Linked DNA regions of Homo sapiens: region 1 is linked to region 2. A link is an interaction called in ENCODE POLR2A ChIA-PET data of the cell type or tissue named here. Cell type or tissue: PC-3. All regions are shown on one strand. Each heading gives the region's core, and the rest is flanking DNA. Links, peaks and the distances in the headings are about the cores only.

What was found. Peaks named below come from ENCODE experiments on the same cell type or tissue, not always from the same donor. Only the 100,000 strongest peaks of a DNase experiment are listed, where the experiment ranks them.
Region 1: POLR2A ChIA-PET joins it to region 2 with 10 read pairs; 4 of 35 experiments call an interaction of 5 or more read pairs at or near these places.

What each region holds. Positions count from the first base shown.
Region 1 is chr12:116,289,200-116,305,581 of GRCh38, forward strand. No RefSeq gene overlaps it. Among named protein-coding and RNA genes, the nearest start is that of MED13L, 20 kb to the left of the region's middle. In PC-3, for the core only: a CTCF peak has its summit at 9,959; no DNase peak of the experiment used is centred there.
Region 2 is chr12:116,134,777-116,151,158 of GRCh38, forward strand. All of the region lies in intron 2 of MED13L (mediator complex subunit 13L), which reads right to left. It overlaps MIR620 (microRNA 620), which reads right to left and starts at 13,878; the gene lies at 13,784-13,878. RefSeq lists an enhancer at 7,638-7,782 and a cis regulatory region at 7,710. In PC-3, for the core only: a CTCF peak has its summit at 6,516 (motif pointing right); a DNase peak (open chromatin) is centred at 8,765; H3K4me3 peaks cover 1,258 bases; H3K27ac peaks cover 2,028 bases.

The sequences.
Region 1 (16,382 bases), core at 3,360-11,359, 150 kb after region 2:
TAATCCTAGTATTTTGGGATGCCGAGGTGGGAGGATAGCTTGATGCCAGGTGTTCCAGACCAGCCTGGGCAACATAGTGAGACCCTGTCTCTACAAAAAATACAAAAAATTTAATGGGTCTTTACATGTGACAGAAAAGTAAAAAAAAATTAAAAAAAAAAGAGGCCAGGCTTGGTGGTGCATGCTGGTGGTGCATGCTGGTGGTGCCAGCTACTCAGGAGGCTGAAGTGGGAGGATCACTTGAGCCTGGGCAGTTGAGGCTGCAGTGAGCAGTGATCACACCAATGCACTCCAGGCTGGGTGACAGAGTGGGACTCTGGTCTCAAAAAAAGAAAAAAATTTTAGGCTGGGCACGGTGGCTCACACCTGAAATCCCAGCACTTTGGGAGGTCAAGGCGGGCAGATCACCTGAGGTCAGGAGTTTGAGACCAGCCTGACCAACATGGAGAAACCCCGTCTCTACTAAAAATACAAAAATTAGCCAGGCATGGTGGTGGGTGCCTGTAATCCCAGCTACTCGGGAGGCTGAGCAGAAGAATCACTTAAACCCAGGAGGTGGAAGTTGCAGTGAGCCAAGATCACGCCACTGCACTCCAGCCTGGGCAACAGAGTGAGACTCAGTCTCAAAAATAAAAAATAAGCTGGATGCAGTTGGCTCACTCCTGTAATCCTAGCACTTTGAGAGGCCGAGGCAAACAGATCACGAGGTCAGGAGATTGAGACTATCCTGGCTAACACGGTAAAACCCCGTCTCTACTAAAAACACAAAAAAATTAGCCAGGCGTGGTGGTGGGCGCCTGTAGTCCCAGCTACTCGGGAGGCTGAGGCAGGAGAATCCCTTGAACCCAGGAGGCGGAGTTTGCAGTGAGCCAAGATCACACCACTGCACTCCAGCCTGGGTGGCAGAGCAAGACTCTGTCTCAAAAATAAATAAATAAATAAATAAATAAATAATTTTTTAAAAATGGAGAGACGATTAAAGTCACCTAACATATCATACATTTATCTTTATATATTTTTGCCTGTCTTCCGCTCCCTCTATTAGAATGTAAACCCCTTGAGGGCAGGGTCTTGAGGGGTTTTTCCCCTGTTTGTTTACTGCCATATCCACAATGCCTATAACGTTGCTGGCATTTAACAAATATTTGCTGAATGAAGGAATACACAATAATCCAGTACTATACAGTAAGCCCCCACCAGTGCTTGGCATAAAGTAAGTGTCAATAAATGCTAAGCTGTTATCATCAGAGGCGTTAAACCACCTTGGGCCACAGGCAGCTCTTCTCCTTGGCAGGAGGACGAGGGCCTTGTCAACTCCAAGCCTCACTCTACCTCTGTCCAGAAAAACTCACTTCCGTGGGAGCAGGAGCGCCAGTACCTCCCACCAGCAGCTGAGAGGGGACAGTAGCACTTTGCCGCTTGGCCTGGGGTGAGGTCGGGGGTCACCAGACCACAGAGGAGGGAGTTTTGTAGGTTTCCTGAGGAGCTGCAGGGGTCAAACTGCATCTTCAGCACCTGAAGCAGACAACTGCTTCCCGAGCCAGAATTAGGATCAAATCATAGTCTAAGTATCTCCAGTAAGTTCTGTGCCCCCACCACAGCAACCTGGCTAGCACTGGGAATTAAATTTTGTATAATAATCTGATTTTCTCTCTAATTTTGAAAGTAACACATGCTCCATAAAATATTCAAACATCAAAGAAATATGTAATTTAGAAAATGAAACACCCCTTTTCCCAACCCAGATAGCTACTATTAACAATTTGGCATGCAGGATATTCATCTAAATTTTTTTCTAAACATATTCTAACGTGTGTTACTACTATTATTACTTACAAAAATGGAATCATCCTTTATATTCCTTTTGCACCTTGTTGTTTTTCCTTAAGTTTATTGAGATGTAATTTACATGTAGTAAAACCCGCCATTTTTAGTGTAGTTCTCTGAGTTTTGACAACATATCTGTAGTCATATAAGCATTACCATAATCAAGGTTTAGAACAGTTCCATTAACACCTTCCCCACCCCAAATTCCCTCCTGCTTCTTTGTAGTCAATCACTTTCCTCATCCTTAGCTCCTGGCAATGATTACTCTATTTTCTGTCCAATTTTTCTTTCCCATAATGTCATATAAACAAAATCATAAGGCACAGAGCCATTTGTATCTGGTTTCTTTCACATAATACATGTGAGGCCCATCCACGTTGTTGCATGGATCAATGGTTCATTCCTTTTTACTGCTGTATAATATTTCATTGCATGGACGTATCACAGTTTGTTTATCCATTGACCAGTTGAAGGACATTAGGGTTGTTTCTAGTTTTGGTACGATTTCAGATAAAGCTACTATGAGCATCCACATACAAGTTTTAATGTTAGTTTAGTTTTACTGTTTAAATGCTAAGTGTCATTATTATTACTTTACTTTTTTTTTTTTTTTTTTTTTTGAGATGGAGTCTCACTCTGTCACCCAGGCTGGAGTCAGTGGGGCGATTTCGGCTCACTACAACCTCCACCTCCTGGGTTCAAGTGATTCTCCTGCCTCAGCCTCCTGAGTAGCTGGGACTACAGGTGCACACCACCACGCCTGGCTAATTTTCGTATTTTTAGTAGAGACGGGGTTTCACCATATTGGCCAGGCTGGTCTCGAATTCCTGACCTCGTGATCTGCCCACTTCAGCCTCCCAAAGTGCTGGAATTATAGGCGTGAGCCACCGTGCCCAGCCCTTACTTTACATTTTAAATACCTTTTTGTCATTTCTCTTGGCTAAATACCCAGAAGTGAGATTGCTGGGTCATAGAGTAAGTATATATATTTATAAGAAACTACTAAACTGTTTTCCAAAGTGTTTTTTCCCTGCCTCTTGCTTTTTATTTCCTAACCTAAGAAATATATATTGCCTGATAATATGTATTTATTTGCTTGTGAAATCTTTCCCACTAGAATGTAAGGACATGGTCTCCTTTGTTCACCATTGCATCTTTTTTACCTAGGACAATGCCGTGCACATAGTATATGCTCAAGAAATGTGTGTTGGGGGCCCGGCATGGTGGCTCATTCCTGGAATCCCAGCACTTTGGGAGGCCGAGACAGGCGTATAGCCTGAGGTCAGCCTGGTTAACAGGGCGAAACCTGGGCTTTACTAAAAAAAAAAAAAAAAAAAAAAAAAAAAAAAAAAAAAAATACAAAAATTAGCCAGGCATGGTGGCATGTACCTGTAATCCCAGCTACTTGGGAGGCTGAGGGACAAGAATTGCTTGAACCCAGGAGGTGGAGGTTACAGTGAACCAAGATTGCGCCACTGCACTCCGGGCTGGGTGACAGAGCAAGACTCTGTCTCAAAAAAAAAAAAAAAAGCAAAACAAATAAAAGAAAATAAATGTGTGTTGGATGAATGAGCCCCATGGACCTTCTTCCACGTGAGGGCAAGTAGATACATATCATTAACCCGCAAGACAACATCATGGATTCCACTACTGGGTGTGTCTCACCTGACTCCACCATTCCCTTATTAGTGGGTCCTTGGTGCTCCTCTGTTTTTCACTACTACAAACAAGGCTACATCCATGAGCTTGCATAGTTATTTGCAAACTTGCATGAGTTTTTCATTAAAACAAACTTCCAGAAGTAGAATTGTGGGTCAAAAGACATGAAAGATTGCAATTTTGGTAGGTTTTTGCAAAAGGTGATACTGATTTATACTTCCACCAAGAGTGGGGGAGGTTACCTGCTTCAGAAGGGTCCTTGCTTCACTGCAGCCCTGCCTGCACTGAGTATTACTGATGGAGATGAATATCAAATCCATGTTGCTGAGGGGCTCAGAATCAGCAAGACCAGCGCCTCCCTAATTATTGGATTTGTTACAGGCGTCCAGTCTCCTGGTCTCCTGAGAGAATTGTGGAAACTGACATAGGATTGACAACTTCTTGTTTTGCTAAGAAAGAATCAAAAATCAAAATAAAACCAAAGCTACTATCTACAAAACACAGTACCTTCTCTCATCTTATAAATAAAAGGACATTTTACTGCATTGAAAAATTGGAAAGGCAAACTCTGAGAATAAAAGAAATCAAATTGTAATACATTTGAACTTTGGTTTATTAGTATTATGTTATTACTATTTCACTGTGAACTTGGGGAAAGAATGCAGCAAGGGGCTTGTGGATGGGTTTGGATGGAAGCCTAGTTACTACCAGTAGGCCTGCGTAGGTGACCCTGTGAGGGATCTAAATGAGAACAAAAGGTAGTTGGAAAAAAAATGAAACTGAACAGGGGAAAGAAATGAAAGTGTTACAATTAGCTAATTGGGCCCAGTTCTTCTGGATATAGCTTTATCTCCCCCACTGTGCGCAGAGCTCTTCTCCACATCAAAGACCACTCGCACGCCTGGAGAATTGGAACCGATGTTTATGGAGTGCTTTGAAGATGTAAAGTACTGTTTAAATGCTAAGTATCATTATTATTACTTTACATTTTAAATACCTTTTTTTTTTGGTGGGGATTTTTAATACGTTTGCAATTTGATTTAATGTGCGAGCAAGCCTGTCTGCTACATCATACTTCAATTCTGGCTTAGGTGAGGCAAGGAACCCAATGTACCTTTGGAATACAGAACCAAGCTCACCACCTTGTCCTTGTAAATTGTGTTTTCCAGGAAGATGAACACTGTCAATCAGATGCTGTCAGTTTATGTAAGAACATGTCTCAAGATCTAATTGAAATACAGTATCTTTCCAGGCAGAGTTGATAGAGTTATCACATTACAGATTTTATTTGACTCTGCATCTCAATTCATTCCTTTGTATAGTTTCCAGATTTCTTCATAAAACAGAAATTAGACACAGTCTTGACATTAGAATTTCACGAAGAAGCAATCAAATCCAAATTACTTCCAAGAAAGAAAGGACTATAAAAGTAACTAAACAAAATGAAAGAAAAAGACATTCTGGAGGGCCCTAGTTCATGAATTAATTTTGTTATTTGGTTCTTGGGACAAATCCAACTTAATTTAAGAGGTTGCCAGACATAAAACACAAGGAAAAACTTTTGCCTCTGTGGCCAGCAGGAGCTTGGAGAGAAACACGGTAAAGTTTGAAAGTTTTGTTTACTTTTCATCTTTGGTTTTGCATAGAACTCAGACAATAAACTGGTCACTATCCCTTCTTCAGCTTATAAAGACTTGACTGGTCAGTATCCCTTTCATGTGTTCACTGTGTGTTAATAGATTTTTTTTCCAGCATTGGTGGGGGATTTTTTAAATTAAAGAATCATCAAACTTAAATGAATTCCTGGACATAAAACTTGGATCCAAAATGGAACATAGTCATTGGACCTTTTCAATTTCCTATGGTAACCAAAGACCAAACTGTGTTTTAAAAACTGTTGTAGTAATGAGATTCACAAGAGGTATCGAGTTACTAAGTGGCTTTTAGCCTCTTTTGAAACTAAAGTAAAGGAAAATCTCATTAATTTGAACTGTGCTAATAATGGCATTTGTTATAATTCAACCTGGCCTGAGCTGCAGTTTACCTTTAGTCTACCTGTGAAGAAAAGTTTACCAGAGTAACTGTGTCAAGAAGATTGTACAGGGCGCATTCCATGTCTTCAAAAGAGTAAATTGCCGTAAGGCTTTTAGCACCTCACTCTTACCCAAATAAATTCCTGCCAAATCCAGATGAGTTTTAAATGTTGATTAGAGCAGAAGAAAAGTACTACTACTTGGAAACCCTTTCTTTGTCAGGGTCTCCTCTGTACTCAAAAGGAATAAAGGTTCATTTTGTTTAAGGATTCTAAACAGTCTCTTTAATACAGAAAGACCTCTTAACCTGCCCTTCACACCAGTTGTTATGAACGCATGAGGCTTCATTGAAGCAGTAGCAAAGATCTGTAATTACAAGCACTAACAAGGGAATGAACTCAAAGGAATGTTTTTTCCCACTTGTATGTGTCAGGCCATGAGCTTAGCACTTTCTGATTTCTTTACATTGTGCCTGGTGCCTGGTTACCAACAGATTCTTAGCAGAGAATCATATTTACTATTAATCTGTATCTTTTTCCAGCTATACCAGAATATTAACATCCATTGGCCTCATTGGCATCAATGGCCAGGTAAAAGATTGTCAAAGGAAAAGGAGGGACCTATGTATAAAGAAATAGATAATAGATGATAGACAGATGGATGGAAGAGTAGATAGATAGTAGGCGAAGAGAGATGGATGGATGATGGAGGTCAGATGAATGGATGAATAAATGATGGAAAATGGATGGATGGGTAGATGGATGGAGGATGGAAGATGGATGATGGAGGGATGGAGGATGAAGGATGAGTGGATGGAGGATGAAGGATGGGTGGGTGGATGGATAATGGATGGATGGATGGATAGATGATGGATGGATGGATGGATGGATGGATGAAAGGATGGATGAATGGATGAATGGGTAGATGAATGATGGATGGATGAATGGATGGATGAATGGGCAGACAGAACTATTCAAAGCAAAGAAACTTTAAACATACTATCCAGGTGTCAGTGAGTAATTTTTCTTTCCATTTCTTCAGTTTTCCATTGAATCAAGGACAGTGGCAGGGCACATTGGATATCTATGAAACAAGAATGGCACAGCCCTTCTGGCTATCGCAGTGGACTCTGTATCTGGAGCTCATCAGATGAGGTCCAAAGTCTGTAAGAAACCAACAGGAGGAGCTGAAGCAGGCTAGATCCCAGTCTGTTAGGGAAGCTGGAGAAAGGGTCAGTGTGGCGGCTGCATGCACCAAGTAAACACAGAGGTTCTGCTAACTTGAAGGATTGGTTTGATACTGTGATGCTTGAGTTTTGTTTTCCTTCCCACAGTATTACTTAATGGATGTAATTTAATGGGTGCCAAAAGTCTCCAAATCTCTCTTCCCTACTAGAAGGAAATGCCTTAAATTCTCACCATTCCATTCACATTTTTTTAATTCAAAAAGCTTTTTGCTTTATTAGATTATAAAAATAACATTAACAAGTAAATAAATAAGATAAAATGAGAGAGCAAAAGGAAAAGAAACGCAAGCTCTCCATTAAATATTCAAACAATATGGAAGAATATTAATGAGCAAGTGAAAATGACCTACAATTCCATCATTCCATGATATGCACTACTAACATGTTGAAAAATATCTAATGAAGCAATAAAAGCAGCATATTTAAAGATCTACCATGCTCCAGGCACTGGATTACAGGGGACAATGTTTGTCCTTTGGGACTTCATAAGCTTCTGAAGGAAACAAATGAGGTATTATAAGTGTGATGAGTGTTTTGCAACTTGTTTTCTGCACTCAACAACGTGTCATAGGCATCTTCGTGTGTGTGTGTGTGTGTATGTGTATGCATATATCAGGGATGAAAATATCACTAAGTATTTATCAACTTTTCACCTATTCTTTCTTCTAAAGAAGATTCTGCCTTTGCCTCCCTAATCCCTAGACCTTTTGTTGGACCCATCAGGGACTGGAGAAGCTAAGAGTGAGTACATTGACTTGCAATTTGCACAAGGAAGGACCTGAAGCCACCTGGGGTAGAACAGAGTAGATCAAAAAGGGAGTAAGGCCAGGCATAATGGCTCATGCCTGTAATCCCAACTCTTTGGGAGGCTGAGGCAGAAGGATCACTTGAGCCCAGGAGTTTGAGCTTGCAGTGAGCTATGATGGTGTCACTGCACTCCAGCCTGGGCAACAGAGCAAGACCGTCATCATTACAAAAATTAAAAAAAAAAAAATTAGGCATGGTGGCACCTGATTGTGGTCCTAGCCTCTCAGGAGGCTGAGGTGTGAGCCCAGGAGTTCCAGGTTGCAGCGAGGTATGATGGCACCACTGTACTCCAGGCTGGGCCATACAACAAGACCCTGTCTCTTACAATTAAAAAAAAAAGTGGGGAGGAGTGGATGAATGAAGAAGGAAAGAGTGCCTGAAGAAAAGAATATAATAGCCCACACTGAAATTGGGAGGAAATGAGGAGAAGCATTTAAGGAAGTAGCTGTTACAATGAGGGAGACTTGAGGATCGTACGGATTGCTCAAAGAGGCTTCAGTTCAGATATCAATTATTTTCCAATGCTGGTGATTCTTTGGTATGTGATTCTTTGGTTGAGACTGGCCACAGTTTGGCTCATTGTAGTCTGATAGCACATAAAACTACCTCATTCTTTTTGATGGCTGTATAGTGTTCCATTGTGTGAGTGTAAACAAACTTTATTTACTCCTTTCCCTTTAGGCTGAGATGTAGGTCATTAGATCTATTTTTGCTATTAAATATAGACACTGTGATGGACATCTTTCCAAATAGGCTTACTTCTAAAAAGTGAAAGATAGGTAGGTGAATGAAGACAGGGAAATAGGAAAGAAAGGAGAAGAAAGAAAGAAAAAAGAAACAGCAAGAGAAAAAGAAAGAAAGGAAAGAAAGAAAGAAAAAGAAAGAAAGAAAGAAAGAAAGAAAGAGGAAGGAAGGAGGGAAGGAAGGAAGAAAAAACTGTGGTTTATCTATACAACACAATACTACTCATTCACAAAAAAGAATGAAATATTGATACACAAAACATGGATGAATCTAAAATTAATTACACGAATGAAAGAAACTTCTGTATGTTTCCATTTCTATAAAATTCTAGAAAGAAAACAGACCAGTAGTTGCCTGGGTACTGGGATGTGGGACAGGAGAGAGGGATGACAAAGGGGCATGAGGCCATTTTTGGGAATGATCCTATATTAATGATCTTGATTGTGGGATAGTTTCACAGGGGTACACATAAGTTAAAATTATTAAACTGTACACTTTAAACATGTGCAGACTATTGCATGTCTGTTATACCTTAATAAAACTAATAAAGTAGATGATGATAGGCAGACAGATGGGAGTGGCCTTTTAAGGTGAACAAGAGAAGAAAGGGGACCCAGCCGAGTGATTTAGGAACAGTTGGCTTGGGGCCTGGGGAGAAAGGCAGAGAGTATACTGTGGATTTCTGTGGGACACCACAGTGCAGAGGGGTGTTTTTAGAGGGCAGCCCTGATAAGATAGCTTCTAGGATTGAGGAGATGGGCAAGGCTAAGACCCAAGTCCCACCTCATACTAATTTCCCAGCTGCAGCATAGATCTGTTTTTGACCCCTCTGCAATACAGAACTTGAAGTGGTTAAAAGGCTGGGGCAGCCCTAGGTTCGTGTACTAGCTCTGATCCTTTTTGTTTGTTTTTTGAGACAGGATGTCACTCTGTCACCCAGGAGGGAGTGTAGTGGCATGATCATGGCTTACTGCAGCCTCAACCTCCTGGACTCAAGCGATCCTCCCACCCCAGCCTCCTGAGTAGCTGGGACCACAGGCATGTGCCATCATGCCCAGCTAATTTTTTATTTTTATTTTTCATAGAGATGGGGTCTCACTATGTTACCCAGGCTGGTCTCAAACTCCTGGGTTCAAGTGATCCTCCCACTTCAGCCTCCCAAACTGTTGGGATTATAGGTGTGAGCCACCGTGCCTGGCCTGACTCTGCTCCTTTTTAACTTTGTGGACTTGGCAGGTGAAGCCCCCTTTCTGAGCCTCAGTTTTCTCATCTGTAAAATGGGGATAGTAAGTAGTACCTACAATAAAGTGTTTGCGAGACATTGTGAAATAAAGGCACAGAGTGCTTAGCAAACTGTGTGACACATAGTGGGCACTGAATAATAGTTTATTTTATTTTTTTATACAGTATTTAAGAGATTAAGAGCTGGGACTCTGGAGTCAGGCCAACCCAAATTCAAATCCCAGATAATCGACTTTGAGCAGGTGACTTAAATTCTCTGAGTTTCATCTCCTCATCTATAACCTGGAGACGATACACATGCATTGGTTAAAAGCCTGGAAGGAAACAGAGGGCACACTCAAACTGAGTAATTTGAGGAGAGTTTAACATAGAGATTATTTGCACAGGTGTGGGCAGAATTTAGGACTATCAACAGGGTAGAGTGTGATACCTGGGTTGGCAAAGGGAGGTGCTGTTACTACCCCTGGGCTTGCAAGGACTAGAAGGGTCAATTGCCAAACCTGAAAAGGCGGAGCTGTATGGAGAAGGTCACCCAACAGGAAATGTGGCATTTGGAAGAGGCACAGCCAGTCCATGGCAACATAGAAAGGAGAAGTGTGGGGGACAAGTGTCCCAAACTCATTGTCTTCCTTCCTCCGATCTCCTGCCAGTGCCTCTTCTCTCCTTAGACAAACCCAACTAGGGGCCAGAGGGCCAGGGAGCCAACGGGAACAGCTCAGCCCCAAAGGTTCAGAGTAGGAGGACAAAAGGATGAGTGAACCTAGAGGGGCGAAAAGATTAAATTCAATAGGTAAAGGTCCAATCTCATGGGATTAATAGCAACTCCTGAGTAATCAATGAGATCAGGTTAATAAAGCATCTAGCACATAGTAAGGCTCCCCTAAGTGGCAGCAGCCCATGGTTACCCTGGAACCAACCCTAGCTAGATTCTCAGGGTTGCTGCCTGGCCAGCCTTGACCCAACCCACAGTGCTGGGAATGGAACAGAGCTGATCTTCTCCTACTTTCTGTGTTTACTTAGAGAAAACTTGGCTGCTTAGAGCCAGAAGAGGTTGACTGTGGTTTTCTGCAACAGCTGGGGGTGAGGGGAGGCAGAGAGAGGGGAGCTGGAACATATTAGGACTCCTGAAAGCCAAGAGACCCCAGAGCCCGGGAATCTGAGAAGAGTCCACACGCAGAACAGCATTTGCTTGCTGTCACTTTGCCAAGAGATTGTGGATTTCAGGGCTGAGTGGCAAGTCCTGGGACCTCATCCCCAGGAGGCAGGGCCACGGGGCTGCACCCAGGGCCGGCTATGTGGAATGTGCTGCTCTTGGAAGCGACTGAGGCTCTCGCTTTTTAAAATTGGCCTGTAAATCTCCGTATAGTTTTCAGGGTTTAGGAATTTTATTTTATCTGGATTAAAGTCATGTTCTGCTTTGGCATCGGAAGGCGTTTATGACTGTTAAAACAAGAAATGAAAAATATAGGCTTGGAATCAGAGAGGCTGCCTCCTGCCAGACTTTTAGGGGTTTGTCTTGGGGGCCAGGCTGAAGGTTTTCTGCCCCTTCTCTGACTGCTCTGGTGTTTCTTGATAAAGTTGGGGCTGCCTGAATCTGAGCAGCAAACGCAATAGCCTGGGAGGGTCTGTTAGGAAGGAAACCTTTTTCTTTGCTTAGGTGAGCTCTACCAGTCTCTGTTTTCCCCCTCTAGGGAAATGTACACTCTCTGGAGCATTGTTTAAAGGGTTTTCTCACATTGCCGGCACCTGGCTGCACTTGGTCTAGGAGGCAGATGGCTTAGGACTTTTGATTCATCAGGGCTTGGGATGACTTTACATTCCCCCAAATTGCCATTTTGGGCAGGATTTACATAACTGAGATTCCAGCTTTCTTTGGCCTAGTTTTGCCATTTTCTCTATTCCGTTTTGCTTTTAAAGCACACATGCATTGTGTGTGCACACACATGCATACACACACACACACACACACACACACACGCATTTCTTTCCTAATGGTACAAGTTATACATGCTTCATGGAGAACACTTGGAAAGCAAAGGAAAGCACCAAGCGGGGGTCGGGGTGGGGAAGGAGCTGGAAAGCAAAAAAATCACAAGAGAAAATCACTAGACATTTTGACAAAGATTGTTCTAACATGTTTCCTCCTATCCAGCTATCATCTACCTATCCTCTATTTTTATTTTATTATTATTATTATTATTTTGAGACAGAGTCTCGCTCTGTTGGCCAGGCTGGAGTGCAATGGCTAGATCCTGGCTCACTGCAACCTCTGCCTCCCAGTTTCAAGCAATTCTCCTGCCTCAGCCTCCCGAGGAGCTGGGACTACAGGCATGTCCCAACACACCTAGCTAATTTTTGTATTTTTGACAGAGATGAGGTTTCACCATGTCGACCAGGCTGGTCTCAAACTCATGACCTCAAGTGATCTGCCCGCCTCTACCTCCCAAAGTGCTGGGATTACAGGCATGAGCCACCGTGCCTAGCCTGCTTATCCTTTTTAAAAAAGTATGACAGATGACATGCAATTTTGTTGCCTGAATTTATACCTTTCCATTTTTACAGATAATATGTTGTATTTTGTGATAATAATATCAACTACTACTTATTACATACCGAAATTCAGTGCTTAATTCAGAGCCTTTGTAGTCAGAGGGATCTGGGTTCAAATCTCAGTAGGATTCATTTCTCATTGCGTCTTTGGGCAAATGACCTAACTTTGAGGAGCCTGGGTTTCTTATTCTATAAAATGGTGATAAAAATGTTGTTTGCCTCAGAGGGAGGATTGCTGTGAGGATCAAATAAAATTCTGCCAAATAAAGAAAAGCCCGGGAAATGCTTAGGTCCATAGTAAGTGTTCAATAAATTACTGTTCATATTCTTACCACGTGTGCTGTATGTAGGACATTTGTCTGTGTTTTTCTTTTTCGTGATGGTGCTATGTGCAGCATTCTCTCTAAACCAGAACTTTGGGCCCCACAGTATTTGATTCACGGTAAGCAGCTAGATGATTTTAAACTTCTGTCTTCCCCCAAGAACACTCGACAAAATTGGCAGTCTGTAATATGCAAAAATCCACCCAGAAATGGAAGACAGGGACATTTGCACAAGCTGGGTTGTGTCTACAGAATTAGAAGACACAGTTGGACTAATTTTAGTGCCTAAAAATTGGAAACATTGGAATCATGCTCTATGGGAAATGCAAGTTCTTGAAAGTGGCAAAAGGAAACACCAGGAATGGTTGAATTTGGGACCATTCCCTCAAGGTTTGGGCACAATCTTCATCTGTGGGTAGACTCTATTTGGCTGGAAGCTAAAAGGTTAGGCGGGGGAAAGGGTTAAGCATCTTTCAGGTCCTCAGGTTAGGAATGAGGGAGAGATCTCATTCACATTGCCTCTTCATTGTCTTGATTTTCTCGGCTATCTACTTTCCTTTGTCTTGCCATAGATAATTTTGATCCTGTGACCAGGCTCTTTAGTGTTTTGTCCTTTGGGATTTCTGAGAGGAGCGGGCCCCTGTGATTGACCTCACGTGGGCAGACTGCACACAACTCACTTTGTATCTGAGGAGCAGAGTGGGGGCCTAGCTCCCTTTCGTGCAGCCAATCAAGCTGGCGCTGAGAATTTATGAGAGGAAGGCGAACCACTTTGAAGAAAGGCGCCCTTGTCTGCTGCTCCGCCATTGCTCCGTGGTGTGCGTGGGGAGGTGGAGAGGGGTGGGCACGGGGAGAGGGGCTGGCGCCCTGGGGATGGATAAGGGAAGAAAAGAATCCGCGAAACCAGGGTCAAAAGTCTTTCTGTGAACAGGAAAGAAAACTGAGCAGCCTGCCTTCCTCCTTGCAGGTGTGTGCTCACAATGGGGGAGCCACAGACCCTTCCCAAAGGTCAGGGAGGAAGGAGCGCATCACAGCGGCTGCCTGTATTCACCCCCCAATCCACCCACTCCTTGGAGACTGAAGAACTAGAGAGAGCCAGGAAGGCAAGATCACTTCTAGAAGCAATCCTGGCCGCCAGTAATCTAGATGCAATAGTAACTCCGCCGAGTCAGAGAGGCATAGCTTCAAATTCTGGGCTTCTCCCTGGGGAGGGCAATTGCTTCATTTCTCTGAGCGTCAGTTTCCTCATCTGTGAAAAGGGGTGGTTAACAACGGAACCTCCTTCCTCCTTTATCAGGCCGTCGGGAGAAATTTGTAGAAAGCAGTCAGCACAGTGCCTGGTATACAGTAAGTGCTGAACAAGTAGAAGCTACTATTCATAGCAATCATATTTGGTTTCAAAAGAGATATTCTGCTTTCATTAAAGCCAAAAATAAAGGCCATTCATTCAGTCGTTTTTTTCATTCATTTGTTCAGGCAATCAATAAACATTTAACAGGGCCTACTATGTATTGGTGACTTTAATGAATTTGATATTAATAGTAGCTAACGCTTGCTAGGGGTTAGGCTCTGTTTTGTTTTTATTTTTCGAGACAAGAGTCTCACTGTGTCACCCAGGCTGGAGTGTACTGATGCAATCATAGCTCACTGCAGTCTCAACCTGTCTGGCTCAAGCAATCCTCCCACCTCAGCCTCATAAGTAGCTGGACTACAGGCACTCACCACCATGCTTGGCTAATCTTCTCTGACTTTTTGTAGAAATGAGGTCTTACTATATTGCCCAGGCTGGTCTCAAACTCCTGAGCTCAAACAATCCTCCGAAAGTGCTGGGATTACAGGCATGAGCCGCCACACCCGGCCCCTGTTAGGCTCTGTTTTAAACCCTCCATATGTCTTAATTTATATAAGCGTCACGACCACATGGTGAGGTAGGTACAAAGAAGTTGATCATGGCCATGTCACACAGCTAGTAAGATTAGGAGCTGGCATTTAAACCCAGGTGTGCCTACTGCCCAGATCTACGTGGTAAGCACCTTGCTAGTCCAAAACTAATAAATAAAACATGATTCCTGCTGCCTGGGGCACCACAGTCCACTAGAACTTTCTGCTATCATAGAAATATTCCATATCTGCACTGTCCAATATGGTACCCACTGTTGGTAGCTACTGAGGACTTGAAATGAAGCTAATGTGATAGAGAAACTGAATTTTAAATTTCATTTCATTTGTACTAATTTCAACATAGGTTTAAATAGCCACACATGGCTACTGCCAGCATACTGAACAGCCTAGCTCTAGGAACTCAGAGTCTAGTGGAGGAAATTCACCTTCACTGAGGTGGTGACGTTATGCTATGTGGCCCTGTTCAAGCCCCAAGAACATAGGAGGACACAGCTGTGGTGTGGAGAGTGGCCTGGGATCACAGGAGGCTTCCCAGAGACAGTCATCTCTGATCTGAGTCTGCAGGAAGGAGGGGTTGGTAGGAGAGGAAGGGAGGTATTTTTAAATATGTCCAAATATGTTGGATTTCACAACAGGGTCTGTGCTCAGCCAGGACTTTGGTGGAGATTGAAACTTGTAATCAAGAGCCAGAGTCCTCTTTGAGCTACAAGATAACCAGCACTTACCCCTGAAGGATGAAACCGTATTGGATTCAGGAATTTGTCTACTGTTCTTTTTGGCTGCAGGTTTTGCTTGTTTTTGGCTTTTAACCATCACCTCTCTGAGGACATAAAAACACCTGAAAAGCAAATTTGAAAAATTCACTGGTTAGTTTGAATGCTTTGTCAATATCATGTGAAGCAAAATGTCTAAGATCCCCAAACCAGCTCTAGGCAGACAAAAGAGTAGTAATAATCATAAGGATAATGAGGATAATAATGAAAAATAGTTACCACTTATTAAGACACTTTGTGCCAGACCCAAATTTAAGTTAAGTGCTTTTGCGTATTGATCGTCTTGCATACTCCTACAATCTATTCTCTGCACAGCAGCTAGAGTGGCCTTTTTAAGACATAAACCCTAAATCAGATCATGCTAGTCTGCTGCCGAAACCCCTTAAGTGGCTTCACATTGTACTTAGAATAAAATCCAAGTTCCTTGCCCAGGCCTGCAAGGCCTGACCCCAGCCTACAAATGTTCCCATTCTCCACCTACTTACCAAGCTCCAGGCACGTAAGACCCCTCTCTGGTGTAAAGCCCCAAGCTTTTGTCTGCCCCAGGGCCTTTGCACTTGCTGTTCCTCCAATTGGCAACTCAGCTCCCCACCCTAACCCTCTACTAGAATGAAATATGTCGAAGATCAGGGATCTTGTCTCTTAGGTCACTGTTGCATCTCCAGCCCCCTAGGTCAATTTGTCATACGATTGAAAGAATTTGAATCCTCTGTTATGAGGCATTGAAATCAATGCAAATTAAATAAAATTTACAATTCAGTATGAGGTATTATGAGGCATTATTATCCTCATGTAACAGATGAAGACAGTGAAGGTCAGAGTGGTTAATTTGCTCAAAGCCACATAGCTTGTGAGCTTCCCACTATATACCTGGAGGACTCCAACTATTTGCTACTTGTCAGCTATGCTGAGGCTGCACAGCCACCTTGAGAGATGGAAGATCCTTTAGGATGTGGTTTTCCTTCCCTCACTCTGCAAACAGCCCTGCTATGCCTCACTTAGTCCTTCATTGCCAGAATCTCTCTATATAATAAGAAACCTTAGCCTGCAAAACTACTCAATTCCCTTCTGGCTTTTACCGTATGTTTTTCTTTGATTATAAAATAAGTATTATAGAAAGAATGGAAAGTAGAGAAAGAAGATAAAGAAGCTGGTGGAAAAACCACTCGTGACCTCACTACCCAGAAGCAATTCTGTTAGCATTTTGGTTTCTTTTTTTTTTTTTTTTTTTTTTTAAGACGGAGTCTCGCTCAGTCACCCAGGCTGGAGTGCAGTG
Region 2 (16,382 bases), core at 5,600-13,599:
CCAAGTGTCTGACACTCCTCCCACTGAGAGGTAAGGCCTGTATTTCTTTCCCTTAAAAAATAGGATTTATGGTTGCTTCAAGGAAGGAGTAGGATGAAAGCAACACCATGTGGCCGGGCGCAGTGGCTCACACCTGTAACCCCAGCACTTTGGGAGACTGAGGCAGGCGGATCACGAGGTCAGGAGATGGAGACCATCCTGGCTAACACTGTGAAACCCTGCCGCTACTAAAAATACAAAAAATTATCCGGGTGTGGTGGCATGTGCTTGTAGCCCCAGCTACTAGGGAGGCTGAGACAGGAGAATCACTTGAGCCTGGGAGGCAGAGGTTGCAGTGAGCTGAGATTGTGCCACTGTACTCCAGCCTAGGCAACAGAGCGAGACCCCGTCTCAAACAAACAAACAAACAAAAAAGCAAGTGACAACACATAATCTCTATGGGTAGGTTAGAAAAGCCATGCAAGCTTCCATCTCATTCACTGGAACACTCGCTCTGAAAGTCCTGAGTAATAAATCTAACTCCTCTGAGGCCACTATGCTGAAAGGAAGCCTAAGTTACATGGAAAGGCTACTTGTAGGGACTCCAGTCAACAATCCTAGCTCATCCATGCCCTCACATGAGTCACAAATGTGAATAAAAAGGCCTCCAGATGATCTTGGCACCCAGCCATTCAATTATACTAGCTTTGCCAGCTGAAGGTCGAGACATCACAGTGCTGAAACAAACCATATCTATTATGCCCTTTCCAAATTCTTGACCTAAAGAACCTGTGAACATAATGAAATGGTTGCCATTTTATGCCACCAAATTTGGGGTGGTTTGTTACACAGCAAAGGATAACTGGAGCAAGTGGTAAGATCACACTATAATATAAGGAAGTAGTATTTGTTCTAAGACCTAATGCTATCAAGGAACCAGGCTCGTGAGATGAAGGAATAGCTATTCAAATAGGGAGAGGAGCAAGTACATGTCCCTAAAGCAGGAAGAAACTTTAGTATAAGTCAATCAGATACACAAAGGCTAGCTGATCAGTTTTGTGATCCTTGATGAGTTATCCAGAAACTATGTTCAGTATACACAGAAGCCACTGTGCTGCTTCAAGTGGGGCTGTTTTTCAAAGATTCCCTTTTTTTTTTTTTTTTGGTGGACAGAGTCTCACTCTGTTGCCCAGGCTGGAGTGCAGTGGCACGATCTCGGCTCACTGCAACCTCCGCCTCCTGGGTTCAAACAATTCTCTGCCTCAGCCTCCCGAGTAGCTGGGATTACAGGCACCCGCCACCATGCCCGGCTAATTTTTGTATTTTTAGTAGAGATGGAGTTTCACCATCTTGGCCAGGCTGGTCTTGAATTTCTGACCTCATGATCCACCTGCCTCGGCCTTCCAAAGTGCTGGGATTACAGGCGTGAGCCACTGCACCCGGCCTCAAAGATTCTTTTGGCTGTTGTTGTGTCTCTTGATGTTTAATGAGGAAACTGAACTAAGTGCTATGGTCCCTTCATATCTACCATGCAAATAAGTGTTTCTCAAATTGGGGCTCTAGAAAATCCTTAAGCTTAAAATTAATGCTTATTTGTGCTCATCAGAATGATCTTCTCATAACTGAGTATCACCACACAATCTCAAGGCTAATGAGAAGAGAACACAGACCAAAAAATAAGTGTGTATGTGTGTGTGTATGAGAGAGAGGGAGAGAGAGAGAAAGAACGATGCATTCACGCCAAATGAAGCCACAGTAAGTTATGCTAAAGTTTTACAGCATTTCAAACAAGAGGAAATGGTGGAAGACTTGAGTCATCACACCATCCACAGAACAGGCAAGCCAAAATTAAACAGATTTGTTTCTAAGAAGTCAGTACCAAATTTTTGCTATGAACAGAAACCTGCGTTCAAGTAAACATCAGGTGGCATATAATATTATGCTCTTAATCTGTATTTTTATCAGCTATAGTTTTGATTATATTTAACCTATAAAACCATTTCAGTTTTATAATCATATAGTAGCTAGAAGCATAATATAATCAAGTGTTTACATTAATAAGAGTGAACATAAACTGGTGACCTTCACAACATAGTAACACATATTACATGCACACTTTCATGAACATTTGATTTTCCTGAATAAACTTGAGATCCTAGGTGAACCACACCAATTATTTTAAGTTAACATAAACAGAAGACAATTGAGGTAAATCATCAGTAAAAATTTAAAAACCAAAAATAAGTTATTTTGAAATAATTCTGTGTTGGAATAGTCTTCTCCTTCCAACTCTGTCTTTACATGGCTAAATCCTTTTCATTCTTCATTCCCTGTATGAACATCTCAGGCCACTGCAGCCCAAATTTTGAGCATCTCTAAACTACCAGATATTGTCTATGCCATTCCTACACCTGCTGCTTGACATTGTTCGCTATTTTGTGCATCCTTCTTGTCACTAAGATGAATGATGATGTAGTGATAATGGAAGTAGTGGTGGTGGTATGATAAAGATGAGGACAACAATGGCAGTAGCTATCAATTACTCAGTGATAATTTGTGTTCCAATAACATAATTCACCTCCATAATACTCTTATGAGGTAGACAAATATAATCTCCACTTTACAGATATAGAAATCAAGTAACAGGAATTATGTAATTTTCTCAAGGCCAAAAAGATAACAAATGAATGAGCTAGAAACAGAAAACTCTGGTCTGCTTTGTAACACCAGTATTAAACAAAGTATGGGCCTTTGGAAACTCACGGGGTTTCAGAATCACAGAGGATGTGAAAGCTGGGTAAAAATTATGAGGTACTCATAATTTTGAAGTACTCATAAATTATGAGGTACTCCAAGTGACATTAAAATCCCAGGGAAACAGGCTTTGGAATCTATTAACAAGCTTTCCAAGTATATTCTTATATTGAAGATTAAGCAGCAGACTGCACCCAGCGTTATTTTGCCTCCATCTAGACTATGGTATTTCTGAGAATACAGACAACTTGTATAAACTTGTCTAAAAAATACGGTGTTGTACCTTGGAAACAGTAAGAGCTCAATAAATGCTTGTTACTTTTATACCTTTATAATGAGGTAATTTTTTTTTTTTTTTTTTTTTGAGATGGAGTTTTGCTCTTGTTGCCCAGGCTGGAGTGCAATGGTGCGATCTCAGCTCACTGCAACCTCCGCCTCCCAGGTTCAAGCAATTCTCCTGCCTCAGCCTCCCGAGTAGCTGGGATTACAGGCGCCTGCCACTACATCCGGCTAATTTTGTATTTTTAGTAGAGACAGGGTTTTACCATGTTGGCCAGGCTGGTCTCGAACTCCTGACCTCAGGCAATCCGCCCGCCTCAGCCTCCCAAAGTGCTGGGATTGCAGGCGTGAGCCACCACGCCCGGCCTGACATAAATTTTTAAAACCCATTATTTCAATTCTATATTTGTTAAAATCTAGAAGGATCTAAATACTCTACAAAATAAATTTTATAAAACATAGCCCTATTGTTTAGGTATTTAAAGCCTAGACTTAGGAGAAAAAAATTTTAATTTCAATAATTTTCAAGGACTTTTTACATATCAGGGTTTGTTGCTGTTACGTACAGGGACTGGAGTACAGGACAGGGAAGGGTGGTAACAACATTGAAGCTGTAAAGAAAGTGAAAGAACTGAAGACCTCTTGGGTGGTCCCTGGAATTCTCTCTCAATGTTCTTTTCTGCAAGGGAAGCAGCGGCCAAGCTGGAATGCTCACAAAGCTACAGCGTCTTTTTATGGGTTCCATCTAGCTCTAGAGTTTTATGATTCAGTAAGGTGGGTGGTAAATTAAGCTGCTGCTGTCTTCCCACAGACTTGTTTGTGGCCATCAGGACAAATCTGGGGAAGCTCAATTAACACATGTCTGACCTTGGTCAAGTCATAATTCCTCAAAAAACATCTGCAATATTGTGACCTAACAGAAAATTCTAAGCAAATGTTAGTCATTGACAGTGAAATGTGTGAACACTTTATTCTGCAGCATTTTTTGTTTCATTGTGTTTAACCAATCATTCTAAGCCAGTAAAGTTCAAAGTGTTTTAAGATAACTAAAATCTCTGACTTGGGATGTTCTCTTTAGTATTTAAGATGAAAGGGAAGAAAAAAGTGATTTCAAATCAAACCTCCCTTAAGTGCCTATTTGACTAGTAACTGCTTAAATTCAGGGTGATTCACACATTTGGTTAATGAAGGACACCATGAAACCTAACATAGTTGAGACATATTCCTGGAATTTCTGAATCCACAATGATTACCACCTTTGTTTTAATAAAAGTGGTCAAGAAGAGACTGGACTGTAGATGAGACACTGAACTTTCACTAGAAAAACATAAATGCACTTATATGCCAAGCCCTCACACTGCTAAGCAAAGACCCCCTGAGTCAAGAACATCACAGAGTATGCGTCTCAAATCTTAACTATGCCAACATTTCACGGTTTGAAAAAAGTAAACTTTATACAGTGTCCTATATGTCACTGTTGCATAAACTAAAAGATAAAACACACAGCAATTCAATGATGATTGATGAAAACTTATAGGTTCGCTAAATTACACTCACCTGGAAACAATGCATTATAATGCAGATTCTTCTTTTTTCAAAGAAGGGTATCACATTCTCTAGAGAAAATACTGCCTTTCAGGGGTCAGTATTATAAATCCGCCAAGTGATCCCAGTTCAAAATTGAAATGTTTTGTCACCTAACATCAAAGCTTTAAAAATGTTTTTACACTTACCTTCATTTAAGAAAAAGGATAAATGACCCTCTTACAGTTACCATAAAATATTATTATAAAAAATATTTTCCCAATCTGATTTTAAACTCAAGGGTAGAGAATATGTCGTTTATCTCTTTTGTCGCACATAGTACCTAGCAAACGGTATTAACAATATGCTTGCTGAGTGTGCTTTAAATATTTGCTGGATAGGCCGCGTGTGGTGGCTCACGTCTGTAATGCCAGTACTCCTGAGGTCAGGAGTTCGAAGCCAGCCTGGCCAACATGGTGAAACCCCATCTCTACTAAAAATACAAAATTTAGCCAGGCATGGCAGCACACACCTATAATCCCAGCTACTCAGGAGGCTGAGGCAAGAGAATCACTTGAACCAGGGAGGCGGAGGTTGCAGTGAGCTGAGATTGTGCCACTGCGCTGCAGCCTGGGCAACAAAACCAAAACTCCATCTCAAAAAAAAAAAAAAAAAAAAAATTGCTGGATAAATAGATGAATGCCAACTAACACAGTTTCCAAAGGCAGACAGGACCTTTAAAACTATTTTAAGAGTATACTTTCTTTTTATAACTCACCTAGGAACAAAATTGTCACAAAGAAAAATCTGCATAAAGTGAACAAAAACATACTCCCCCCCTTTCCCAGCATGCTCTATTCTCATTATCCTGCTTTATTTTCTTCCAGAGCATTTACTACCATGTAACATACTTAATATTTATGCGTGATTATTGTCTACCTCCTCATCCCATTCCCAATTAGAGTGTAAGTTTAATGAAGGTAAAGATTTGCCTGTTTGTTTCAAGGTTATATCCTCAGTTCACAAAATGTGTGTCCTGGGATACATTAAACATTCAATGACTATTGAATCTATCTTCAGGATTCATTACCAGTGTTACTGTTTGTTCTAGCAGTATTTTTAGAGCTCTAGTTACACAGTGACAAATGAGGATGTTTTACAGATATGTACATATATGTGTACCCACACACATATATAGATACAAACAAAAATTATTTCATCTCTCATGAAATGTTGCTATCTCTAAGGTTTTTAAACAGAGCAGCTACCGGGAAAGGAACATGTTAGAGGAAGCAAATCATCACATCCAAGTCTAACTACAAAAAGGACCCAGAAAAGTACGTAATTACAAAAACTGGTTTGAAAACAAAACTTTCAACAACAATCAGTCATCCCTAAAGTTAAATCTCTCTGGAGCAGAAACTGATTCAGCATCGACTTACAAATTATCGCATTACTAACATCAGGTCTTGCAACAACTGAATTTATCTTAGGGAGGCTTCTAACTAAAGTCCATCCTACTCTGTAGGAAAAGTGGCTGAAATGATAGTCATCACATTTAATCTAATTAATTTCTAAATACTCATCTGCTTTGTTAGACTATAAATTCCTTGTCCAAAGGGGCAGCTATGTCTGTTGTGCTGTTTGTTTCCTTCAACTGGTAATTATTTCATTATTTGTTTAAATGTGTGGATTTTTTAAAATCTGTCTCTAATCGTGAGAGCAAAGAGACACACAGGGCTAAGCACAACAAATAAATATGTGTTGAACTGAATTCAACACAGAGATCAAGATGCCAATAAAATTAACCTTCAAACCACAACCTTATGACAAGGCAATTCAGTTATCATATTAAATATCCATACTAGGTACCTAATATGAAGGCAATTAAATAAGCCACAATTAATCTGTTAACATTCTGTATTCAAACCAATATTAAAGCTATGCATAACTAGTTATTGTAATTATATAAATGAAGGGCTATAAACATTAGGTGGCAGCAGCAGTACACTGTATTATAATCCTGAAGTTGATTTTTTTCATATATAGAAATCTGACCCAGAAATAGGGTTACACAGATAGCTTCATATATAAAATATACAAAACGAACTGAAAACACAGTAACAAAATATGCAAATACAATTATTCCTTTGTATCCAGATTTTTAAAATTATTATTTCTATAAATAAAATAATTGAGCAGTGCCAAAGTGTTGGCAGTTTTCTATAAATGTATTGAAATTTTTGCTTTATCCTAACTCTCTTGACAGTCTACATCCAGGTAGCCAGCTCTACCTTCAGAATGATATCTAGAACGTGAGCACTTCTCACCACCCTCACCACAGGGACTCTGGTGGAAGCCGTCCCCATCATCAACCTGGATCATGACAATAGCCTCCCGTGGGACCTCTGCTTCTGTGCTGGCTCTCCCCAACCCAGTGTCTTCTCCATGTGGTAGCTAGAGGAATCCCTTAAAATGGTTAAGTTAGCTCACTCATGAGCTAACTGGGTCTGCTCAGAACCCTTCAATGGCTTCTCAACTCTGAGAAAGGTTCCACTCTGGTCTTTAGCATCCTTCATAAATTGTCCCCCACACCCTACCCCAGCTTCACGCCCACTGCTCTTCCCCTTGCCCACACCACTTGAGCCATACTGGTCCTTCATCAGACCAATTATACTCTACCCGATGACCTTTGTATTTACTGTTCTCTCTCCCTGAAATGCTCTTCTGACAGATATCCATCCCCACACCTCTTTTAGGTCTCACCTCATATGCCACCCAATCAGACTTTCTCTGACTACCCTACTTAAAATAGCAACCATCCTCCTTCACTGCTTCATTTTTCTCCATGTCACTAATCAGCATCTGGTATATTTTATGTGTTTACTTCTTTACTATCTTCTCTACCAGAGCTAAAAATCCACAGGAACCAAGATTTTAGTCTGTTTTCTTCACTACTTTATTCTCAAAGCTTCAAACAGTGCCTGGTAAATAGTAGCACTCAAATACTTGTGAACAACTAATTTCTCTTATCAAGTAAGCATATAGCAATAGTCCTATAGCTGTTCCCTATCCAAGACAAAAGACATTAAAAGCCAGACTCAGTGGCTCACACCTGTAATCCTAGCATTCTGGGAGGCCGAAGCAGGTGGCTCACCTGAGGGCAGGAGTTCGAGACCAGCCTGGCCAACATAGTGAAACCCCATCTCTACTAAAAATACAAAAATTAGCCAGGCATAGTGGTGCACACCTGTAATCCCAGCTACTCAGGAGGCTGAGGCAGGAGAATCGCTTGAACCGGGGTGGCAGAGGTTGCAGCAGGCCGATATTGCGCCACAGCACTCCAGCCTGGACGACAAGAGTGAGGCCCAGTCTCCAAAAAATAAAAGTAAAAAAAAAAGTTCACTTTATTTACTACTAAGTTCAAGTATGCACAATTGATGTATGTGTGCATAAAAATAAAGTGACACTTTTACATTACACACAATTTAAAAGCAATGTTAAGTCAAATTTATTAAATTGACCATTATAATATGATGGAATTATACGTTTAAAATTTAAAACTATTCTTACAGTGTAGTTAATTATTAGAACTCCAAGCAACCAAGCTCTTGCTTATATTCAAATCAAACAGGTGAACTCAAAACTGACTTTTGTTTTATCTTATCTACTGACAAGTTTCGTGGGCTCAGGGTCTGCTGGCTTCAGAAAGAATTACAGGTTTGCTCTCGGCCAAATGACTCTATAATCGATGTTGACTGCTTAATTCTGAACTACATCAGTAGCTAACCACTGATGATGAAATGCCCAGATTTGGTTTATTTTCTTTACTGTTTACATACTGTAGAATAAACATTTGGGCAAGAAATACAGATACTAAAGGACCTCAAGAAATTTTCAAAATATAGTACACCTGCCAGGCACAGTGGCTCAGGCCTGTAATCCCAGCACTCAGGGAGGCCGAGGCAGGGCAGGGGTGAATCATTTGAGCCCAGGGGACACAGCAACACCTTGTCTCAAAAAAAAAAAAAAAAGAGGGAAAGTGAGAAAAAGAAAGAATGAATGAATGATTACCAGAGCCACAGAAATTTAGCATGCTCCTGCTTCTTGAAAGTCTACTTAGATCCCAATTCATAATGGGTGTGTCCTGAAGTTTCAATTGTAAGTCAACGATTTGGAATCCAGAAAGTTGTTGTGCTACAGGAACAACATTAAGTACATTAGCTAGGTTCCCGGCTTGTCCACAGCAGCTGATATCACATTAATTTATACTTCCTCTCAGAGCTGACTCATTTCCGTTATTCTCTGGGACTCCCTTCTAAAATGTTTCCATCAAATTTTTCATTAAATGACTTTTGTGGCCTAACCGATATAAACAATGATCCTACTTGCTACATGTCACTATGAAAACAAACTGCAGCGCAAAGCAAGAAAGGAAGAATAATTGAGATTACTTATATCTCTAGAGAAGGATGGACCTCACTAGGTTGTTCATATTCATAGACAGGATATTAAAGTTACAGATCCTAAACCATGAAAAATGAATATACAAAAACTATTTCCAAGAAGAAAATCACAGCAACTTGTACCTTAAAGGTTATGGATTGGCTAAAAGAGACCACACACTGGTTCACCTCCTTTAAATCCCCAATTATTTCACCAATACTACAGAACTTAATAGAAGCCAGGTGATTACCCAGAGCCACAGAACAGGCACACAGGCAGTTTCTCTTTGCTTGGCCTTTCCTTTGCCCCTGTGTTCCATACACAGCACACAAGAAAGGATTCTGACTGAGCTGAGAAATTCCTGCTATTTCACTGCCCCAACAGCTTAACTCACAGCCCTGAAATACTCACACCATTAACTCATGTGATTCCATTTAAAAGAATGTTTCACAAAAACCTTTCCTCATTACTAAATGAAACTCAGCCATCACCGATAAAGTCCACATCCTAATTTTGGATGAGAAGTAAGGGTGGTGCCCAACTACTCCTCAAATTTCCCCCATCTCTTGTCCTTCACTGTCCCAAAGGGCCCAGCTCCCAACAGTTCGACCCTGATAGTGAACTGAGATCCCATTTCTGAAATTCTGGGTGATTCCAAAACTGAGTTTGGTCTGAGAATCTTTGTCCCAAATCTATTTCCTCACAAAAAAATTCCCTAAAGAAAAAGCTTACCCCAAAACATAAAATCTTGGCTCAAAGCATGCTCAATATAAGTTCTGCATGTTTGTGGTTAATCAATGTGGCTAATACAACTAATAGCTGACCTACTGTAGTTTTTACTATGAATTCAGAGTACATTTTCTGAAACTCCAACTACTTTATGCAAACATTTTTAAAGATTAACTGAGATAACACGTAAAGGTGCTTAAAATAGTGTCTCTGGCAGAGAATATGTTCCATAAAAGTGAGTGGGTTTTGTTTTCCCAAAAGGTAAGTCATCTGGGCACTGAATCTGATATGCAATTAGCAACATGAAATAACCTCTCTCTGGCTGCTGTACATTACCGTATCTAAGGAATTTAACTTATCTGCTATCTAATAATCAAAATTTATGCTACAACACCGCTTCAAGTTGCACTTCACTGCATCACTTGTACTGTTTCTGTCCCATGGTTGCTCCACTTAATTCATCCCATACCACTTATAAGGTAATTACGTGTATCTGTGCATCTCACAAAATACGCACATACTCTGTTGTCAGTACACTGACTTCACATTATGATCCTATTTTCTTCATATGGCCATTTAAATAAAACTGGCTTATCCAACATCACCTTCTTCAGAACAACAAATTAATATCTGCCTCATACCAAACAGGGTAGCGAAACTTCCACCTACCATCTATTGTTTGATAAGGCAATGCCAATGTCAACCAAACCAATAATAATCCTAAATGGCAGATGGAAATCCTTAACAAGGAATCCTGATACTCAATCTCTATGCACATCACTACATATCCTTAAGAAAAGGACTCCATGGTGTGCATACAAAGATTTCCTCATCACAGGCTGAAAAGCAACCTAGAACAGGTATTCTGGAACCGAGCCCAGGGGAGGCGGATGCTTGGCCTAGCTCATCTAAAAAGTACCTTCCAGTACTAAAATTCTAGGCTTTCCTGCTTCTATACAGTTGTTAAAATAAATGGCATACAGTTCCTCAGCAGTTGCTTCAAGCGCTTTTTTTTCTTTTCTCTTTGAGACAAGGTCTCACTCTGTCATTCAGGCTGGAGTGCAGTGGTGCGATCATAGCTCACTACAGCCTCAAACTCCTGGGTGCAAGTGATCCTCCCACCTCAGCCTCCAAGGAGCTAGGACTACAGGCACATGCACCACACTCAACTCTATTTATTTATTTATTTATTTATTTATTTATTTATTTATTTATTTTAAATTTTTGTAGAGTCTTGCTAAGTAGCCTTGGCTGGTCTTGAACTCCTGGCCTCAAGCAATTCTCCTGCCTTGGTCTCCCCAAGCGCTGGAACTAAATCTAGGTGACAGCCACTGTGCCTGGCCTCAAGCACATTTTTAGTCTAAGCCTCATGAAGTTTAAAAAAAAATCCCCACACATAGAGGCATGCTTTAATCGTATGTTCCAGGTTCTCTGCAATAAATAAACCAAATAAACCAAATTCTTTTCTATTTGTGACCCCAAAAAGTTTTTAAAATTCACTAGCAAACAGACTTTAAATCAAGCTTGTTGAACCCACAGCCCGCGGGCCGCATGAGGCCCAGAACGGCTTTGACTGCAGCCCAACACAAATTTGTAAACTTTCTTAAAACATTATGAGCTATTTTGAGATTTTTTTGTTTTTGTTGGTTTTTTTGAGATGGAGTCTCGCTCTGTCACCAGGCTGGAATGCAGTGGCGCAATCTCGGTTCACTGCAACCTCCACCTCCTGGGTTCAAGCGATTCTCCTGCCTCAGCCTCCCAAGTAGCTGGGACTACAGGTGTGTGCCACCATGCCCAGCTAATTTTTATGTTTTAGTAGAGATGGGCTTTCACCATGTTGGCCAAGATGGTCTCGATCTCCTGACCTTGTGATCTGCCAGCCTCAGCCTCCCAAAGTGCTGGGATTACAGGCGTGAGCCACCGCACCCAGCTGAGTTTGTTTTTTGTTTTTTCCTTTTTTTTTTTTAAAGCTCATCAGTTATCCTTAGTGTTCGTGTATGTTATATGTGGCCCAAGACAATTCTTCTTTCAGCATGGCCTAGGGAAACCGAAAGATTGGACACCCTGCTTTAAATCTTGATTAAATTCCCTAAATAGCCAACCATGGTGACTCACGCTTGTAATCCCAGCACTTTGGGAGACGAAGGCAGGGGGGACTGCTTGAGGCCAGGAATTCGAGACCAGCCTGGCCAACGTGAGGAAACCCCCATCTCTACTAAAAAACACAAAACTTAGTTGAGCATGGTGGTCCACACCTATAATCCCAGCTTCTTGGGAGGCTGAGGCACAAAAATTGCTTGAACCCAGGAGGCGAAAGTTGCAGTGAGCCAAGATCGCACCACTGCACTCCAGCCTGGGCAACAGAGCAAGGCTCTGTCTCAAAAATAATAATTAAAAAAAAAAGTAAAAAACCAAAAATCTCTAAATAGCCTCAACTCATCATGAAGAGTTTAAGTATACACAAAAAACTACCAAATATTTATCTAGTAAAACAAAAACAACTACTCAAATATTTATGGTGGCCCTACTATGCCTAAGAAGGTACTACTGAGATATAGGAATAATAAATATAGTCCAGGGCCCATTGCCTCAGAGAAGATAACACATATCCATTTAACCAATATTCAACAAACATTTATTATGCAAACTGTGCTTATAAGAGTGGCTAATCCAGTGTACACTGCAGTCAAACTATGAAAAGATAGTCAAGCTTCTTAGCTTTTCCTATTACAAATGACAGGGATACCATGTCCTAAAACTCTGATATCATTTATCATTTCAAATAGTAAAAAAATAAATATTAACACCTGACTTTACTTGTATAATTTGGCAACATTATACTGCATCTAAGAATTTCATATTCTTCATGGTATGGCTATAAATTTCAGTTTAAAACTTACAGAAATAACCAGACAGTTTTATAGTATCAGACTCTTCACATCATAATTTTTATCAGCTGCAACAAAAAGTAAAACAAAACTGTTTTACTGTTACTGTTATCCTTGCCAAATATAACCTCTGTAAAAAGTATGGTGAAATATGTTCATACATATAAACATGACTGCAGGCGACAGAGCAGTCTTTAACTTATAAGCAACCTAAAGGTCATCTTGTATTAACGACTCTGCTAAAGACATCTTGACAGCACGATATGCTAAAGATTTCTTTCCAGGCTTTCAAAGAACCTATCTGTAATATACCAAACTGTAATTTTTCTACCTTACAAGAAGAACGGTTGGGTATTTACACTTTTTACAACATTCATCCTTATATTGTTCAAATATACAGTGAACATGTGCTAATTTCATAATTCTAAAAAAAGCTAATTTAAAAAACTACCCATAATATTATTGAGTAACATGTAATTATCATATATACTGTTAAAAGATGAGGTTTTTTTAACAAAAAAATTAGCCGGGCTTGGTGGCGTGCACCTGTAATCCCAGCTACTTGGGAGGCTTAGGCAGGAGAATCACTTCTCCTGGCCCGGGAGGCAGGAGGTTGCAGTGAGCCAAAATCATGCCACTGCACTCCAGCTTGGGCTACAGAGCAAGACCCCATCTCAAAAAAAAAAAAAAAAAAAAAAAGAGGGGGGCGGGAGTGGAGGGGGGCGGGGGTTCAAGCAGCTAGGACTGATTTGGTATTAAAGTCATTCATTTCCATTCATTCATGTATATAAACATACACATATATACAGACATTTATTTAGTTCTGAAGATTAATAAAATTCAAGTATTTCCTGAATTTCTCACTTAGTGTGCAAATAACTCAACCGTCTCCCCTACAATTATATTTTGCTTTTAAAAAAAGCCAATATTAAATACATTTTTGTGGAACTACACAAAGCCATATATTAAAATTATTTATAATTGTTGATGGTGAACCTTATAAATGGGATTATACTTCTCTCCTACAAAATGAGGAGTGCTACTGCAAGTGGCTCAAAAAGGAAAAAGAGAAAAATTAAGTTTGAAAAACTTTCATGTCAATGACAAAAGTGTTTTATATAGTAACCAGCTAAAGATAAAATCACTGAAAAAGTGATGTCAAGTTGACAATCCATACTAAAAACTTCTTTGCTTGTTTTATTTCTATATCTATCTCCATATATATGGAGATATCTATATATATATATATATATATACGGAGCTAGATATAGATATATATAGATATAAGTAGTTTATCTTGATTTTCTTATTTTGGGAAAGAGGAGCATAAAAGAAAGGAGAAATTATTGGAATTTAGGTTACCTCCTAAGAAAGGAGGCTTTGCTTTAAGAAGATGGGGAATGTAATACTCTATTCGTCTAACCAATCAATAACCACACTTTGAAATCTTTCACTTGTCTTCAACTAGCCATGTAGATCTGTTCCTCAGTATTGCCTTCGATCCACTCTTACCACTTTCTGTCACCTTACTAAAGCATGGCTCTGATCATGTTTTTAAACTCACTAAAAATAGTCTAATGATCTTATAACTGTACTATTTTTGTCCCACCTATTTGTTCAGTTTTCTCTGTATACTTCCTTCTATTTCCTACCCACTAACAACTCATTGTTTGAGATACTTTGATCACATCCGGTATTCATACCTTTGCTCATGCACCGTACCATGTGCCCAGAATAGGCTACCCTGCTCCCATCTCTGCTTATTACTATGTCATGTTTTCCATAAGACTTTCCTCATATCCCTCCAAGTAGACTAACTTCCCTCTTTCCTGACTTAAGGCATTCTTGATTATGTTTATATTCTAGAACTTCTCATATTTTGTCATGTATTATAGTTAGCTATATACAGTTAAGTCTTAGACCCCACTAGATTAATTAAAGGCTGATCAGAAGGAATTGTCTAGAGCTCAGCTGTCATGACCTATTGTTAAATATATTCCCCCAACAACCCTAGAAAGGAATTCTGCATGGTTTAGATAATATGTTTGATTGATTAACCTCATCTTCCATCTGTGAAACATGCTTCCCGCATTTTTCTTTTTTAATTCTCATTTGACAAAGAAGGCTGGCTCTAAAAAGAACAGCTCAGGCTATGCCCAAAAAGTCAAATGATTACTAACAAGCAAGTTACTTAAAAAACAGTATCCGGTATTTGTGAAAGAAGAGTTTTACATTTCACCTAAATGCCAAATCTCCCAATAATATTAAATCAGACCTTAAAGGGTGGGTAACATTTAGAATAAGTAAACAGGGAGATTAAGGAAAGACGCTGATACAGATGACCTAAGCAGAAGAAACAACATGAATAAAAACACAGAAAATAAGAGTTAGGCATTGAGAATGGTTTGGCTAGAGATGAGTAAGTGGACATTAAGTTCCTTTCATATGCCCCTATAGTGCCTGCAGCTTAGCTGGCAATAAAAAATGTTTAATAAATGAATGATAAAATAACATATTTTTAAAGGGCTGAGGAAGAAATGGAAGACAGAAAAAGAAAGGTGTGATATTTCTTTCACTTTGCCCTCTGATAGTTACATTTTTTTAATGTATCCATTTTTAATGAATGAATAAATTCATTTCTCTGGAAGTGGATCAAATACAAAATTAGACCCAAGTATACACATTTAATAAATGCACACATGGACAGATTTAGTTGTCAAAAGAATGGCTCTAAATGCAAGAATCTCTGTAAAGACCTAATTGGAATCAGAGCTGACGCTGAGATCGCTGTGATACCAGCATGGCCCTAAGCCAAATCTCTTTTCTGGCTGACCATGCAGGCTGTGTCACTGGACATTAACTTCACACAACATGTAACAAACCACCAAGTGTCTAGTTCTCTTGTGTCCGCCTAAGGCCAGAGCCTACCTTCCCTTACAGCAGTGCCAGCTTATCAACGTACTCAAATTTTATTACAACAAAGTCTTGGAAAGCAAATCCAAGAAGGCAAAAAATAAGTCATTTCTACTCTTCTTGTTACATCTAGATCTTGTCATAATTTAGTAAACTAAACTTCTATAATCAATGAGGTGGGAAAGACTCAGTGCTCCAGGCTGGCATTCTAAACCTCCTACAACCGGGTCTGAGCTTCCATTCTGCTCTCGTGTTCCACTACTCCTCCACTGCACCTCTGCCACTCAACTTCGCTAAGTGTTCCTATACAAGCTCCTCTGACACTTAGGATAACCTATGTTTCTCTGACCTCCCACAGAACTGAGGCACACCATTCTCACATCTGGCATTTCCTCATTCTTATTATTATCTGTTTGTACAGCTCTAAGCCAGAAAATAGTGAAAACTTATTTTTATTTATGGACAACCTAGAATTACGGAAAGATACAAGCTTTGAAAGTAGTTTAGTCTAGATTTGAAACCCACATATGGTACTTCAGGGGTGTGTGGCCTTAGGTAGGTCGTTTAATTTTCTCAATCTAAGTTTCTTCTTTTGTAAATGCAACCTATAATATATCGCTACCAGATGTTCTGAGAACTAGAGCTATGGTACGTAAAGCACCTAGCACTACACTAGGCCCACAGTAGGGACTCGTGTGGATGCCCCTACTACTGTTCAACTTTGTCTCTGACTCCAACCTACTCCCCAGAGGTCTATCACAACATCTTATTGTTAAAAAATGGGAAAACTTCAGAGGACCAGAAGATTAAGAGGGGGGAAATGAGAAAACTACAGAGAATAAACTAGTCCCATAAATTTCATCTTAACTA